Linked DNA regions of Homo sapiens: region 2 is linked to region 1. Evidence: read pairs that join two places in POLR2A ChIA-PET (ENCODE). Cell type or tissue: endothelial cell of umbilical vein. All regions are shown on one strand. Each heading gives the region's core, and the rest is flanking DNA. Links, peaks and the distances in the headings are about the cores only.

What was found. ChIA-PET counts read pairs that join two places held together with the same protein. Peaks named below come from ENCODE experiments on the same cell type or tissue, not always from the same donor. Only the 100,000 strongest peaks of a DNase experiment are listed, where the experiment ranks them.
Region 2: POLR2A ChIA-PET joins it to region 1 with 7 read pairs; 2 of 35 experiments call an interaction of 5 or more read pairs at or near these places.

What each region holds. Positions count from the first base shown.
Region 1 is chr19:7,179,267-7,187,107 of GRCh38, forward strand. INSR (insulin receptor) reads right to left here. Exons shown (of 22, transcript NM_000208.4): 3 at 5,050-5,371. Among named protein-coding and RNA genes, the nearest start is that of INSR, 110 kb to the right of the region's middle. RefSeq lists an enhancer at 1-28. In endothelial cell of umbilical vein, for the core only: no CTCF peak of the experiment used is centred there; a DNase peak (open chromatin) is centred at 3,855; H3K27ac peaks cover 1,581 bases.
Region 2 is chr19:8,215,143-8,222,983 of GRCh38, forward strand. The region is part of intron 2 of CERS4 (ceramide synthase 4); the gene reads left to right. Among named protein-coding and RNA genes, the nearest start is that of CERS4, 9.7 kb to the left of the region's middle. RefSeq lists enhancers at 37-538, 4,986-5,492. In endothelial cell of umbilical vein, for the core only: no CTCF peak of the experiment used is centred there; no DNase peak of the experiment used is centred there.

The DNA.
Region 1 (7,841 bases), core at 1,806-5,805:
TGTGGGAATCCCCCAATTTAGAGCCAGTTAGTCAGAAGTGTGGGTGGCTGGGGGATCCCCAAGATGCTGCCAGTGTCTGAAGCAAGGGAAATCTCATGGAGGGCTGAGCCTTAAACTTGTGGCGTCTGATGCTAACTTTGGAGGAGGATGGTGTCAGAACGGTGTTGCAAGTACACCCAGGTAGTGGCAGAACAGCTGAGGCAGAAACAAAATACTGACCAAATGTTTGACTTCTTTTATTGCCTCTATTCTTATTATGTGGCAGGCAATGCTCTAAGCCTGGAGTTGGCAAACAGTGGGCTGGGAGCCAAATCCAGTAGGCCACCTGTTTTTGCAAATAATATCCTATTGGAATATGGCCACATTTATTGGTTAGTACATCGTCTAACCCTGCTTTCACGCTGCAAAGGCAGAGTTAAGTAGCTCCAACAGAGACCATATGGCCCTGAGAGCTGAAAATATTTACTATCTGGCCCTTGGCCAACCCCCGTTCTCAGCTGCCGGTATACATGAGTGAACAAAGCAGATAATATGCTTTCCCAGTGGGAAATTATAAATGACCATGAGTTCTTTGCAGCCTCTCCCACCAAGAAGTGGAGTCTATGTTCCCACCTGTTGAATCTGGGCTTGGCCATATGGCTTGCTTTGGCCAATGGAATATTTGCAAACGTGATACAAGCTGAGGCTTGAAAAGCACTTGAACATTGAGGTCTGCCCTTCCTGGCTGCTGGGGTAAGAGACTTATGGAGAGAGACCCCCACTGACCATCAAAGACACAAGAGGCTCCCCTAAACCATCAGCCGTAGCTAAACAGGCCCAGGCCAGACAAACCTTCAGTCAACACATGAAATCATCAGAGCTCCTAAAGGAGTGTTTTAAGCCACTAAGCACTGAGGTGGTTTTGTTACGCAACAAGAGCTAGCTGATACACTCACAAAGCTTATCATCTGGTTGGGGAGAGTGAATAAATTGACAACAAAGGCTAGGTACAGTGGCTCAGGCCCTGTAATCTCAGCACTTTGGGAAGCCAAGGTGGGAGGATCACTTAAACCCAGGAGTTCAAGACGAGCCTGGGGAATATAGCAAGACCCCCAACACTACAGAATTTTTTTTTAGCCAGGTGTGGTGGTGTGTGCCTATATAGTCCCAGCTACTCAGGAGGCTGTGGCAGGAGGATCTCTTGAGCCCAGGGGGTTGAGACCACAGTGAGCCATGTGGGTGCCACTGCACTCTAGCCTGGGTGACAGACCAAGACCTTGTCTCAAAAAAAAAAAAAAAAGACAAAAATATCAGCTAGTGACAAATCGAAGAGTTAAAACTAAATGATGTGACAGAGAGTGCACGGATGATTGACTCAGACGGGAAGGATTTGCCAAGGAGGTGACTTTTAAGCTGCCATCTAGATGACGAGGGGAAAAAGTGGATCATTCTCAAATGCAGGGACAAGCATTATAGGAAGAGGGAACAGCTAATTGAAAGGCACAGAGGAAAGCGGATGTAGCAAGTTGCAGGAAAAGCTCCTGCGGTAACGACCACCACGGCCAGGGGGCACCGGAATGAAATGAGAATGAGAACTGGCCGAGCCCTCCCGATGAGGAGTTTGGATTCTGTCCATTGGTCTTGGGAAGCCACCGGAGGGTTTTAGGGAAGGACATGGCATATGATCAGATGACCACTTTTATTTTTTCTTTTGAGACAGAGTCTCACTCTGTCACCGAGACTGCAGTGCAGTGGCACACTCTCGGCTCACTGCGACCTCCACCTCCCGGGTTCAAGCAATTCTGCTGTCTCAGCCTCCCGAGTAGCTGGGATTACAGGCGCCCACTGTAATCCCACGCCTGGCTAATTTTTGTATTTTTAGTAGAGATGGGGTTTCACCATGTTGGTCAGGCTGGTCTCGAACTCCTGACCTCAGGTGATCCACCCACCTCGGCCTCCCAAAGTGCTGGGGTTATAGGCGTGAGCCACCGCGCCTGGCCCAGGTGGCCACTTTTTACCAGTGTCACTAGAATGGAAGCAGGAGCAAAGAGATTGTTCAAGGGGACTGGGTCAGACCAGACATGATGGTGAAATAGATGGAGGTGTAGACAAATTTGAGACCTCAGCTTAATAGGAAGAAGTGAGAGAGGCCAAGAAGAATCAAGGATTTTAGGTAATTCTCCCCTTCCCAGTGGATACCCCATACGCATTGAAAATTTATTCATCACAAATATCTGGTCCTTCTCATCTCAGGAAGCAGCACTGTGCTATTACATCCCAGCAGGTACTTTGGAACGACAGTAGATGGTGAGACCTTTTTTTTTTTTTTTTTGGAGATGCAGTTTCACTCTTGTCACACTTGCCTGGGGGCTAACGTGCAATGGCGTGATCTCAGCTCACTGCAACCTCTGCCTCCTGGGTTCAAGCAATTCTCATGCCTCAGCCTCCCGAGTAGCTGGGATAACAGGTATGCATCACCATGCCCAGCTAATTTTTTTTTTGTTTTTGTATTTTTAGTAAAGACGGGGTTTCACCGTGGTGGCCAGGCTGACCTTGAACTCCTGCCCTCAGATGATCCGTCCACTTCGGCCTCCCAAAGTGCTGGGATTACAGGCATAAGCCACTGTGCCTGGCCAAGGCCTTTTAACATGGGTTCCCAGAACTCTGCTCTGAAAACATCAAGAACTCCTTCCCAGATAAGCCACCAGAATGGAAGAAAACATCTGGCCCTATTTGATATCAAACCACATTAGAAAATGCCACAGTACGATTAAGTCTTTCATAAGATAAAAAGAAAAGCTTCAGGCCAGGTGCGGTGGCTCATGCCTGTAATCCCAGCACTTTGGGAGGCCGAGGTGGGTGGATCACTTGAGGTCAGGAGTTCAAGACCAGCCTGGCCAACATGATGAAACCCGGTCTCTACTAAAAATACAAGAAAAATTTAGCTGGGTATGGTGACAGATGTCTGTAATCCCAGCTACTTAGAGGCTAAGGCAGGAGAATCACTTGAACCCGGGAGGCTGAGTTGCAGTGAGCCAAGATCGCACCATTGCACTTCAGTCTGGGCAACAAGAATGAAACTCCATCTCAAAAAAACAAAAGCACAAACAAAAAAAAATTGGCCAGGCTTGCTGCCTCACACCTGTAATCCCAGCTACTTGGGAGGCTGAGGCAGGAGAATGGCTTGAACCTGGAAGGCAGAGGTTGCAGTGAGCTGAGATCATGCCACTGCACTCCAGCCTGGGTGACAGAGTGAGGCTCTGTCTCAAAATAAATAAATTAATTAATTAAAAGCTTCAGAAATAAAAATATTAATTTTTTTAAACCTACGCAATAAAATACGGTGACAATGCACCCCCCTCTCCTTTGTTTTCTTCCGTTCAGGAAAGGTCCCAGATACCAAGGATGTGCGGTCAATTTCTCAGGGTTTCTGTTTTAGCATCTCCCGCATCATCAGTGAGAAAATCAAAGGAGGTTGCTATATTTCTCAGGCCATTGTTAAGGTGAGGGAAAAATGCCTTTTATTTAAGGCCAATGTCTTTTAAACAAACATCTTGCCAGAAGATATTAACCCATTTTTTTTATTTCAATTGTGATTTTAAAAAGAAAGAAATGAATCAAAAGGAATATGGTCATTTCCTCAATCTTGGGAATACACTGGCCAAAAAAAAAAAAAAAAACCTAAAACAAAAGTCTGTCTGGTATGAAAAGGTGATTTATAGACCCTTTTGGTCAATAAAGCCAAAAGGTTTTTTTGGTAGGTTTTTATCAACAACGAGCAAAACAAAACATATTGTACTTGCAGGTTTCACAAACACTCAAAGAAAGAGTCATAAGAACTGAAATTACAGCTTGTTTTCCTTCCCGCCCTCTCCACCCAGGGAAATACAATTTCCCACCCCAACACTCTCGCTTGGCTAATTCTCAAGTCTGAAGAGGAAGATACTTTACGTAAGCAGGTCAGCTCAAGGCCTCTTGATGTGTGTCTGTTTCTGATTTGTTTTTGTGTTGTTTTGTGGTGTGTGTGTGTGTGTGTGTGTGTGTGTGTGTGTGTTTTAAAACAAAACATAAAACCTCAATACAAAAACCAGGAAACAGATTTTTGCAACTCAGTTACGGCCCCAAAATAGCTCATGGAAGAAGCTCACAGTACGAACAGAAAGTCTGCGATGTGCGTAGGAAATCTGACTCTGTCGAAGAGAGAAAACCCTGCTATTTCTCACCCAAACGGCAGGAAATGGTTTGATTATACTGTCCTTCAGAGAACAGCAAAGCCCTGAGAATAATGCAGAAGCGAGTCTCTTCCTCCTGGAGACAGTATGTTCTGGGCTAATCTTGGCACACCACCAGGCTACAGGTCAGGGAAGACACGAAAGACCTTGGTATATCCTTTATGTGACAATGATGAAGCTACATCAGTGAGGACAGGCCACGTGGAGGATTTTAGGGAAAACCAAGGACTCTGTCCTTATTATATTTTCTTGTTCTGAAGCCAACCACAGAAAGCTTAGAACTGAGGTCCACAATGCCAGACTGGGTGCGGTGGCTCACACCTGCAATCACAGCACTTTGAGAGGCCAAGGCAGGTGGACCACCTGAGGTTGGGAGTTCGAGACCAGCCTGACCAACATGGCGAAACCCTGTCTCTATTAAAAATACAAAAATTAGCCGGGCATGGTGGCAGGCACCTGCAGTCCCAGCTGCTTGGGAGGCTGAGGCAGGAAAATCGCTTGAACCCAGGAGGCAGAGGTTGCAGTGAGCCAGGTTCGTGCCACTGCACTCCAGCTTGGGAGTCTTGCGGCAAGACTCCATCTCAAAAAAAAAAAAAAAGAATGGTGGGCACAATGCCAGAAGTATATACTATCTGGTCCTTTAGAGAAAAAGGTAGTCAACTCCCACTCCCAAGCCCAGGACCAAAACAGGGTGCAAAAGTAGCATCTGAGAGCAGAGACCTCACTCATAGCCAATTAACCCTGGGTTTGCACACAGTTTTAACAAGCGGCATCGTCACAACCAACCCCACGTTCCTTCTCCTCTCGGCTGCCCCCCAGACCCACATCCAGAACTCACTTGCTGGAATTCATCGTGTACCCGGAGGGACACTCAGGGATGCACTTGTTGTTGTGAATGACGTACTGGTGGCAGCCCTGCCTCCGCGAGTTCTTGCATTTGTGGTGCAGGTCCTGGCAGAAGCTGAAGTTCACACAGCGCCAGTCCTGGAAGTGGTAGTACGGGGGCGGGCAGGTCTCCACACACCTGCCGTCCAGGTAGAAGTTGCGGCAGGCCACGCACTTGGTGGGGTCGTCGGGCTGAGAACAGTTGCCCAGGCACTCGCTGTGGCAACAGAGGCCTTCGGCGGTGCAGCCGTGTGACTTACAGATGGTCGGGCAAACTGGAGAGAGAGAGAGAGAGAGAGGGAAATAAATAAATAAATAAATAAATAAATAAATAAATAAATAAATGGCTTTGTCCAATTCCTGTCTGCATATGCAGCAATTCTGGATCAGACAGTGAAAGCCAACCAAACACTAACAGTAAAAGCGGCACGTCTACATCATTACCCACATGTCAGACACATCTATTAACTGGTTTAAGCCTCCAAACCATTGGTGAGCTTGTAAATGTTTAACAGCTGCCTGAGGGAGGGGCCCAGGGAGGCCCAGATTTATATAGCATTTGCCGATTTCCATGGTGTAAATATTCCTACCAGTGGTGGATTTCAGGCCACCAACATGAAGTTACTAAACATAAGCTGACAAAAGATACACAGTAGCATTCCTCTAAGTAGTATTTATAAGTATACACAAAATGTATCTACTATTGACACAAAAGTAGTAAATAACCTCAACAGCACAAATAATAGGAAAACATCGTATGATATTAGGAGGTGGTGAGTTTTGAGTATTTGTTACTTTTAAAAAGCTTTGTTAATTTAAAAACTTTTGTTTTTAATGTAATTTGTTTAACTGTAGGTTTATGTAATTTTTATGAATATCTATGTTTAACAAATGGCTCACAAATTGCCTGAAAATTTCACCACTGGCTCCAGCAAGCCAACTCCAGCATGCTGCTGCACCCCACATGTGAAGTAGATACACTGTTAGCTCCTTTATTTTTTTGTTTTACAAATGGGGAAACTGAGGTACAGGGAGGTTAAGTAACTTGCCCCCAAACCACTGATTGCTTCAACAGACATTTGCTTGCACTAATCTAGATACTGTGGCCACTGTGGGGAAAAAAGTGGCTGCAGATCCTGCCTTTGGGAGCACAAGGTCTAATGGAGGAGACATGTTAGTTACTTAAACATGCAAATGTGGCTCGGTGTGGTGGCTCACGCCTGTAATCCTAGCAATTTGGGAGGTCGAGGCGGGTGGATCACCTGAGGTCAGGAGTTTGAGACCAGCCTGGTCAACATGGTGAAACCCTGTCTCTACTAAAAATACAAAAATTAGCTAGGTGTGCTGGTGCATGCCTGTAATCCCAGCTGCTCAGGAGGCTGAGGCACGAGAATCACTTGAATCTGGGAGGTGGAGGCTGCAGTGAGCCATGATCGTGCCACTATACTCCAGCCTGGGCAACAAGTGCAAAATTCTGTCAAAAAAAAAAAAAAAAAAGAGAGAGAGAGACAAAGAGAGAGAGAAAAGGAAGGAAGGAAGGAAAAAAAAAAGGCTGGTTGTGGTGGCTCATGCCTGTAATCCTAGCACTTTGGGAGGCCAAGGTGGGCGGATCACCTGAGGTCAGGAGTTTCAGACCAGCCTGGCCAACATGGTGAAACCCCATCTCTACTGATGATACAAACAATTAGCCGGGTGTGGTGGTGGGCGTCTGTAATCCCAGCTACTCAGGAGGCTGAGGCAGGAGAATCGCTTGAACCTGGGAGGGGAGGTTGCAGGGAGCCGAGATCATGCCACTGCACTCCAGCCTTGGTGACAGAGGGAGACTCTGTCTCAAAACAAAAAATGAAACAAAACAAAAAATAAGAAAGAAAGTTGGGGAGTGTTCTTCACCCCAAATCCCCAGACTGTGATTCTCAGCACAGTGGATCCCACCGGCCAAACTCAGGGAACAGAAGTGGCCCCAGAAGCTACATCCATATATGAACAGCACCATCTGGTCGAAATTTCTGCGATGACGGAAATGTTCTCTATCTGGGCCATCCAACATAGTAGCCACTTCTCCCCTGTGGCTTCTGAATGTGCTTAGTGCAACTAGGAAATCCAATTTTTTTTTTAATTGTGGTAAAATACACATAGCATAAAATTCACCATTGTAATCATGTTTAAATGTATAGTTCAGTGGTATTAAATACTTTTATGTGGCTATGCAACCATCACCACCACCCATCTCCAGAACTTTCTCACCTTAACCAAACTGAAACTCTGCCCCCATGAAACAGTCACACTCATCCTCCTCCCCAACTCCTGGCACCTGCCATTTTACTTTCTTTTTCTTTTCTTTTTTTTTATTTTTATTTTTTGAGATGGAGTCTTGCTTTGTTGCCCAGGCTGGGGTGCAGTGGCGCGATCTCAGCTCACTGTAACCTCTGCCTCCCGGGTTCAAGTGATTCTCCTGCCTCAGCCTCCAGAGTAGCTGGGATTACAGACGCCCACCACCACACCCAGCTAATTTTTGTATTTTTAGTAGAGATGGGGTTTCACCATGTTGGCCGGGCTGGTCTTGAACTCCTAACCTCGTGATCCTCCTGCCTCAGCCTCCCAAAGTGCAGGGATTACAGGTGTGAGCCACTGCGCCCGACATCCCATTTTACTTTCTGTCTCTGTGACTCTGATGACTCTAGGAACCTCATATAAGTGGAATAATATAGGATTTATTCTTTTTTAAAAAATTTATTTTGAGATGGA
Region 2 (7,841 bases), core at 1,604-5,603, 1.0 Mb after region 1:
GATGGTAGCCTCGATCAGGGGCCTAGAGGACAAACAGCAAAAGCCAAGCAGCAGGGCCAGGCGCGGTGGCTCACACCTGTGATCCCAGCACTTTGGGAGGCCGATGTGGGTGGATCGCCTGAGGTCAAGAGTTCGAGACCAGCGTGGCCAACATGGCGAAACCCTGTCTCTACTAAAAATACAAAAATTAGCCAGGTGCAGCGGTGTGTGCCTGTAGTCCCAGCTACTCAGGAGGCTGAGGCAGGAGAATTGCTTGAACCAGGGGGGCGGAGGTTGCAGTGAGCAGAGATCACACCACTGCACTCCAGCCTGTGCAACAGAGCAAGACTCTGTCTCAAAAAAAAAAAAACAAAAAACAAGCAGCGGGTGTGTCTGGGGGATGGGCCAGCCTCTAGCCTGCAGTCGCTCCCTTCCCAGGCAAAAGAGAGAGAACTCGGTCCCCTCTCCCTGTACCCCACAAGAGCCTGGGCACCCTCCCCACTCCCACCACGAACCTGGGCTTCACTGGGAGGGAATTTAGACACTTGGATGCTGGAGCCTAGATCTGAGGTTCTGTTGAGCCACGGCACTGTGACCCGGACTGTCCCCTCCATCCCCGTCCAAACTGGGAGGGGGCATCCCTTGTCCCTGGCACTCCTCTGTGATCTGGCAGGTGTGATGAGCCACAGCAGGGACAGGGGAATAGGGGCTGGGCTTTTTAGGGTGATGGCACCCAGACGGTAACAGGACGGGAGGGAGGTGGTCCTCTGGGTTTTGTTTCTCCATCTGGGATGTTGGTGAGGGCAGGCATAAGCCACCTCTCTGTGCCTCGAGTCCAGGATGCCTGGCCCTGCCTCAGGGCCTTTGCACTGGCTCTTCCCCCTTTCTAGAATGTTCTATCATCAGGGTTTCCTCCCTCACCTCCCTACCTTCTCAGGGAGGGCTTCCTGACCTCCCTCTTTAAAATTGTAGCCCTGCCAGGCACCGTGGCTCACACCTGTAATCCCAGCACTTTGGGAGCCTGAGGTGGGCAGATCACCTGAGGCCAGGAGTTCAAGACCAGCCTGGCCAACAAGGTGAAACCCCGTCTCTACTAAAAATGCAAAGATTAGCCAGGCGTGGTGGTGGGCGCCTGTAATCCCAGCTGCTTGGGAGGCTGAGGCAGGAGAATCACTTGAACCTGGGAGATGGAGGTTGCAGTGAGCTGAGATGGTGGCACTGCATTCCAGCCTGGGCGACAGAGAGAGATTTTGTCTTGGAAAAAAAAAAAAAAAGAAAATTACAGCCCCCACTGCCTGACTCCTCATTCCTTTTCCTGCCTTATTTTTCTCTCCACCTGACAATAACAAAACAAACAAATTATCAAAATGCAGGGCCAGATCAGGTGGCTCATGCCTGTAATCCCAGCACTTTGAGAGGCAAGTTGGGCAGATCACTTGAGCCCAGGAGTTCAAGACCAGCCTGGGCAACATAGCAAGACCCCATTTCTGAAAAAAAATTAAGATATAGAGTCTTTGCCACTCCCTCATCTCCACCATGTCCAGAATATTGGCTCCATGGAGTGAAATTTCTTGTCTACTCTGTTCTCTGCTGGGATCCCAGTGTGTAGTTGGTATGCAGTGGGCACCCGATAAATGTGAAGTGATGTCAGCCATCCTGGGTCCTTATGGCTGCAGCCTGAGAGGTTGGACTTGGGGGGCGGATGGCGTTGGGGGTAGCGTACCTCGGGTGGCAGGTAACAGGCAGGTTCTGGAGACAGGCAGGCTTGGGTCCAAGTCCCAGACTCTACTCCCTACTTTATGACTTTGGATGACTCCATGCCTCACTTTCCCCAGTTGCAAAGTACAGATGACAGAGGGACCTGGCACTTAACACATGTCAGCTTCCCGGGGACCTTGCTGGAGTCTGGAAGGAGCTGGGGGCCAATCTGAGGCCTCCAGAGGGTCAGACTCTGAGACAGGACATTTATGACTTTCCCACCCACTCCTAGAATTTTCCAGAAATGTGATGAAGAGCAAGGAGACGTTACTTTATTTTGGGCAGTCAGGACCCCTCTGAAAAGGCGACATTAGGGCTGGGGCCTGAGTGGGAGTGAGTGATGGGCTGAGACAGGAATTGGACTTGTTTACTGCCCTCCCAGAGACCCCTCATTCAGTGGGGAGACAGACGTGTCTTTGGGCAGTTACAAGGCAGATTAACCAGGGTACAAGGAAAACAATCAGAGACACTGAAGGCAAGGAGAGGCTCGTTTTTTAATTTTTTTTTGAGACAGAGTCTCGCTCTGTCGCTCAGGCTGGAGTGCAGTGGCGCAATCTCGGTTCACTGCAATCTCCGCCTCCCGAGTTCAAGCGATCCTCCTGCATCAGCTTCCTGAGTAGCTGGGATTACAGGTGTCCACTACCACACCTGGCTAATGTTTTTTTTTTTTTTTTTGAGATGGAGTCTCGCTCTTTCACCCAGGCTGGAGTGCAGTGACTCCATCTCGGCTCACTGCAAGCTCCGCCTCCCGGGTTCATGTCATTCTCCTGCCTCAGCCTCCCCAGTAGCTGGGACTACAGGTGCCCACCACCACGCCTGGCTATTTTTTTTGTATTTTTAGTAGAGACGGGGTTTCACCCTGTTAGCCAGGATGGTCTCGATCTCCTGACCTCGTGATCCGCCCGCCTCGGCCTCCCAAAGTGTTGGGATTACAGGCGTGAGCCACCGCACCTGGCTAATTTTTGTATTCTTTTGTAGAGACGGGGTTTTGCCATGCTGGCCAGACTGGTCTCGAACTCCTGATCTCAAGTGATCTGCCCGCCTCATCCTCCCAAAGTGCTGGGATCTACATTTGGCCTTCTTTTTGTTTTTGCTTTTATTTTGAGACAGAGTCTCACTCTGTCGCCCAGGTTGGAGTGCAGTGGTGCAATCTTGGCTCACTGCAACCTTTGCCTCCCGGGTTCAAGCGATTCTACTGCCTCAGCCTCCCAAGTAACTGGGATTACAGGCACGTGCCACCATACCCAGCTAATTTTTGTATTTTTAGTAGAGATGAGGTTTCACCATATTGGCCAGGCTGGTCTTGAACTCCTGACCTCAGGTGATCTGCCCACCTTGGCCTCCCAAAGCACTGGGATTACAGGTATGAGCCACTGTGCATGACCAAGGAGAGGCTCTTGACCCAGGCTGGGAGTCTTCAAGACTTCCTGGAGGCAGCCACAGGCAAGCTGCCCACTTGAAGGTTTAACCATGCCAGGCATCAGATAACGGAATGCTGAACAGTGATTTAGAGGGAGCGGCCCAGGCAAAGGCCTGGCATCCGGGAATGGCATCGGAGCAACATTCCTAAAATTGAAGCAGACTCTGGGAATCCACCCGTGGAGACCCTAGGCTGAGAACCTCGGAGTCAGGGTGGCTGCGGGAGGGCAGACAGGGAGGCCAGGACAGGGCAGTGCGTTCGGCCAGGTCACAAAGGCCTCGAATGCCAGGTCAGGAGCCATGGGGAGCCTCCGAGGAGATCTTGAGATGGGGAAGGGACAGGCTGGTACTCAGAGCCACTGCTGAGAGAGGGATGGACTCCATCTGTGTGTATCCCAGAGGAGGGGCGGTCCTGGACCGTCATCTGAGAGGAAGTGCTTTGCCTCCAGTTACACAAACACCTCCGGTCCTTAAAGGGACGATAGGTAGCCTCTGCCTCCCCACTGGGGGCCCTTCTCTGTGCCAACCCATCCAACCCAGAGGGCTGATGGAAGACGTGTGCTCTGCAGGGGCTCTCTGTGGCTTCTTGCTTCACTGGGTGGATGGGTATCAAGATGGTGACTTGAGGCCGGGAGCCGTGGCTCATGCCTGTAATCCCAGCACTTTGGGAGGCCGAGGCGGGAGGATCACTTGAGGCCAGGAGTTCGAGACCAGCCTGGCCAACGTGGTAAAACCCCATCTCTACTAAAAATACAAAAATTAGCTGGGCATGGTGGCGGGCGCCTGTATTCCCAGCGACTTGGGAGGCTGAGGCAGGAGAATCACTTGAACCCAGGAGGCGGAGGTTGCCGTGAGCCTAGATCGTGCCATTGTACTCTAGCCTGGGTGACAGAGCGAGACTTCATCTCCCGCAAAAAAAGGTGGTGACTTGATTTCACAGAGAACTCCAGCTGCCTGAGCCACCCTGCAGGATAGGAGCAGGCTCTGAGGTCCACAGTTTGCTACTGTCTCAACCCACTGCCCCCAGCTCCTCTGAGACCCAGGCAGGACTGCAGGCCCATGTAGGTTCAGATGGATGCCTGGAGGCCGGACACGGTGGCTTGCACCTGTCATCCCAACACTTTGAGAGGCTGAGGCTCAAGTATGGCTTGAGGCCAGGAGTTCGAGACAAGCCTGGGCAACATAGTAAGACCCTATCTCTATAAAAAATATATATTTTAAAATTAGCTGGGTGAGGGCTGGGCACAGTGGCTTATGCCTGTAATCCCAGCACTCTGGGAGGCCAAGGCGGATGGATCACCTGAGGTCAGGAGTTTGAGACCAGCCTGACCAACATGGTGAAATCCCGTCTCTACTAAAAATACAAAAAAATTAGCCAGGTGTGGTGGCACATACCTGTAACTCCAGCTACTCAGGAGGCTGAGGCAGAAAAATCGCTTGAACCCGGGAGGTGGAGGTTGCAATGAGCTAAGACTGTGCTTCTGCACTCCAGCCTGGGCAACAAGAGCGAAACTCTGTTTCAAAAAAAAAAAATTAGCTGGGTATAGTGGCATGGGTGCCTGTAGTCTCAGCTATTCAGGAGGCTGAGGCAGGGGGATCATTTGAACCCAAGAGTTTGAGGCTGCAGTGAGCTATGATCATGCCACTGCACTCCAGCCTGGGCAACAGAGTGGAATCCTGTTGTCTCTTAAAAAAAAAAAATTTGTTAAGTGGATACATACCTGGGGACCCTGGAGCTCCACGGCTGCTGCCCTCACCCTGTTGTTTTCCTCCCTCTCGGATGATGCCATCTTAGAATTCCATGCCTGGAATTTGCCCACCGGCTCTCCTCGCCCCCTCCCACCCCTCGGCTGTGTGTCCCCTTATTCCTGCCCAAGCAGGCAGTTCCCAGATCTACCCCAGATACTCATCCCAATCTGCCACCCCCACCCCTTGAAGATACCCTACCCGGACCTCAGCACCCCTCCCCGAGGCTCCTGTCTCTGCCACCCTCCACCTTCAGCCTCCCTCTCTCTTCTTTTCTGGAGACAGCACCATGCTCTGTTACCCAGGCTGGAGTGCAGTGGTGCGATCTCGGCTCACTACAATCTCCACCTCGCAGGTTCAAGTGATTCTCTTGCCTCAGCCTCCTGAGCAGCTGGGATTACAGGCATGTGCCACCATGCCCAGGTAATTTTTATATTTTTAGTAGAAATGGGGTTTCACCATGTTGGCCAGGCTGATCTGGAACTCCTGGCCTCAGGTGATCTGCCCGCCTCGGCCTCCCAAAGTACTGGGAATACAGGCATGAGCCACCGCGTCCGGCTGAGCCTCCCTACCTGTTCTGACCCAGCTTCCCCACTCTGGCTGCTGTCACCTGCAAGAGGCCAGCCAGCCTCTGAGTGACCTCCAGGGATGGGACAACCTCCAAGGGCAGCCTGTGTTGCCAGGAGAACTCCCAGAATCGGTCCCTCCCGAAATCTCTGCCGCCTTCCCATGGCATCAAGGCTGAGGGCTTCTGTTACCACTGCTGTTTTGTGTTTTTTTTTTTGTTTTTTTTTTGAGACGGAGTCTCGCTCTGTCACCCGGGCTGGAGTACAGTGGTGCAACCTCGGCTCACTGCAAGCTCTGCCTCCTGGGTTCATGCCGTTCTCCTGCCTCAGCCTCCCGAGTAGCTGGGACTATAGGCGCCCGCCACGGTGCCTGGCTAATTTTTTTGTATTTTTTTTAGTAGAGACGGGGTTTCACCCTGTTAGCCAGGATGGTCTCGATCTCCTGACCTTGTGATCTGCCCGCCTCGGCCTCCCAAAGTGCTGGGATTACAGGCGTGAGCCACTGTGCCCGGCCTGTGTATTTTTTTTTTTTTTTTTAAACAGAGACAGGGTCTCGCTATGTTGCTCAGGCTGGTCTTGAACTGCTAGGCTCAAGCAATCCTCCCACCCCAGCCTCCCAAAGTATTGGAATTACAGGTGTGAGCCACTGTACCTGGTTCTGCTGCTGTGTCCTTCAAGGCATGGTAACAGACACTTGGTAACCTCCCCTTGAATCTGGAGTGCCCGAGGGCCTGGGCTGGCAGCCTTGCCAACATCGGGAACTGGTCAAGACTGCACTTTGTTTTGTGTTCATTGTATTTGTTTTCACGGCTAGCCTCTGCACGTGATGCCAATGCTGGCTTGCTCTTTCAGGGAGAGAGGGAGGGAGAGAAAGTGTCTTCTGAAAATAAATGTATTTCGGTAAACAAACAATGTGAGCCTTTTAACTTTTTTTTTTCTTATTTTTTTTTTTTGAGACGGAATCTTGCTCTGTCACCCATGCTGGAGTGCAGTGGCACGATCTTGGCTCACTGTAACCTCCACCTCCCAGGTTCAAGCGATTCTCCTGCCTCGGCCTCCCAAGTAGCTGGGATTACCATGCCCAGCTAATTTTTTTGTATTATTAGTAGAGACGAGGCTTCACCATGCTGAGGTCGAACTCATGACCTCAAGTGATCCGCCCTCCTCAGCCTACCAAAGTGCTGGGATTACAGGCATGAGCCACCACACCCAGCCTAAAATTTTATTTTATATTTACTTACTGACTTATTTATTTTTTTATGTTTTTTTTTTTTTTTTTTTTTTTTTTTGAGACAGAGGCTTGCTCTGTCGCCCAGGCTGGAGTGCAGTGGCATGATCGTGGCTCACTGCAAGCTCCGCCTCCCGGGTTCACGCCATTCTCCTGCCTCAGCCTCCCAGTAGCTGGGACTACAGGTGCCTGCCATCACGCCCAGCTAATTTTTTGTATTTTTAGTAGAGACGGGGTTTCACCGTATTAGCAAGGATGGTCTCAATCTCCTGATCTCGTGATCCACCCGCCTCAGCCTCCCAAAGTGCTGGGATTACAGGCGTAAGCCACCGCGCCCGGCCCTATTTATTTTTTTTTGAGATGGAGTCTCGCTCTGTCACCCAGACTGGAGTGCAGTGGCGCAATCTCGGATCACTGCAACCTCGGCCTCCCGGGTTCAAACGATTCTCCTGTCTCAGCCTCCTGAGTAGCTGGGATTACAGGCACCCACCATCATGCCCAGCTAATTTTTGTATTTTTTTGTAGAGATGGGGTTTCACCATGTTGGCCAGGCTGGTCTTGAACTCCTGACCTCAGGTGATCCTCTTGCTTCAGCCTCCGAGAAGTGCTGGGATTACAGGCGTGAGTCACTGTGCCTGGCCAGCATGAGCCTTTTTTATTTATTTATTTTTGTTTTTGAGACGGAGTTTTGCTCTTGTTGCCCAGGCTAGAGTACAATGGTGTGATCTTGGCTCACGGCAACCTCCGCCTCCTGGGTTCAAGCAATTCTCCTGCTTCAGCCTCCCGAGTAGCTGGGATTACAGGCATGCGCCACCACACCTGGCTAATTTTGTATTTTTGGTAGAGACGGGGTTTCTCCATGTTGGTCAGGCGGATCTTGAACTCCTGACCTCAGATGATCCACCCGCCTCGGCCTCCCAAAATGCTGAGATTACAGGTGTCAGCCACTGTGCCTGGCCAGCACGAGCCTTTTGAAGGAGAGCAGTGAGTGCCTCACAGCACAGGTGGAAGACGGACAGGTGGCCATGAGGGTGGTGGGAAAGCCTGAAACTGGAGCTTGGTTGTTCTCTGGAATCCTGGGTGCCCGGTCTCAGTTGAGCCTTTTACTCATTTGTGCAGTCGGTGGACAGTTTCCTGCTACCCGT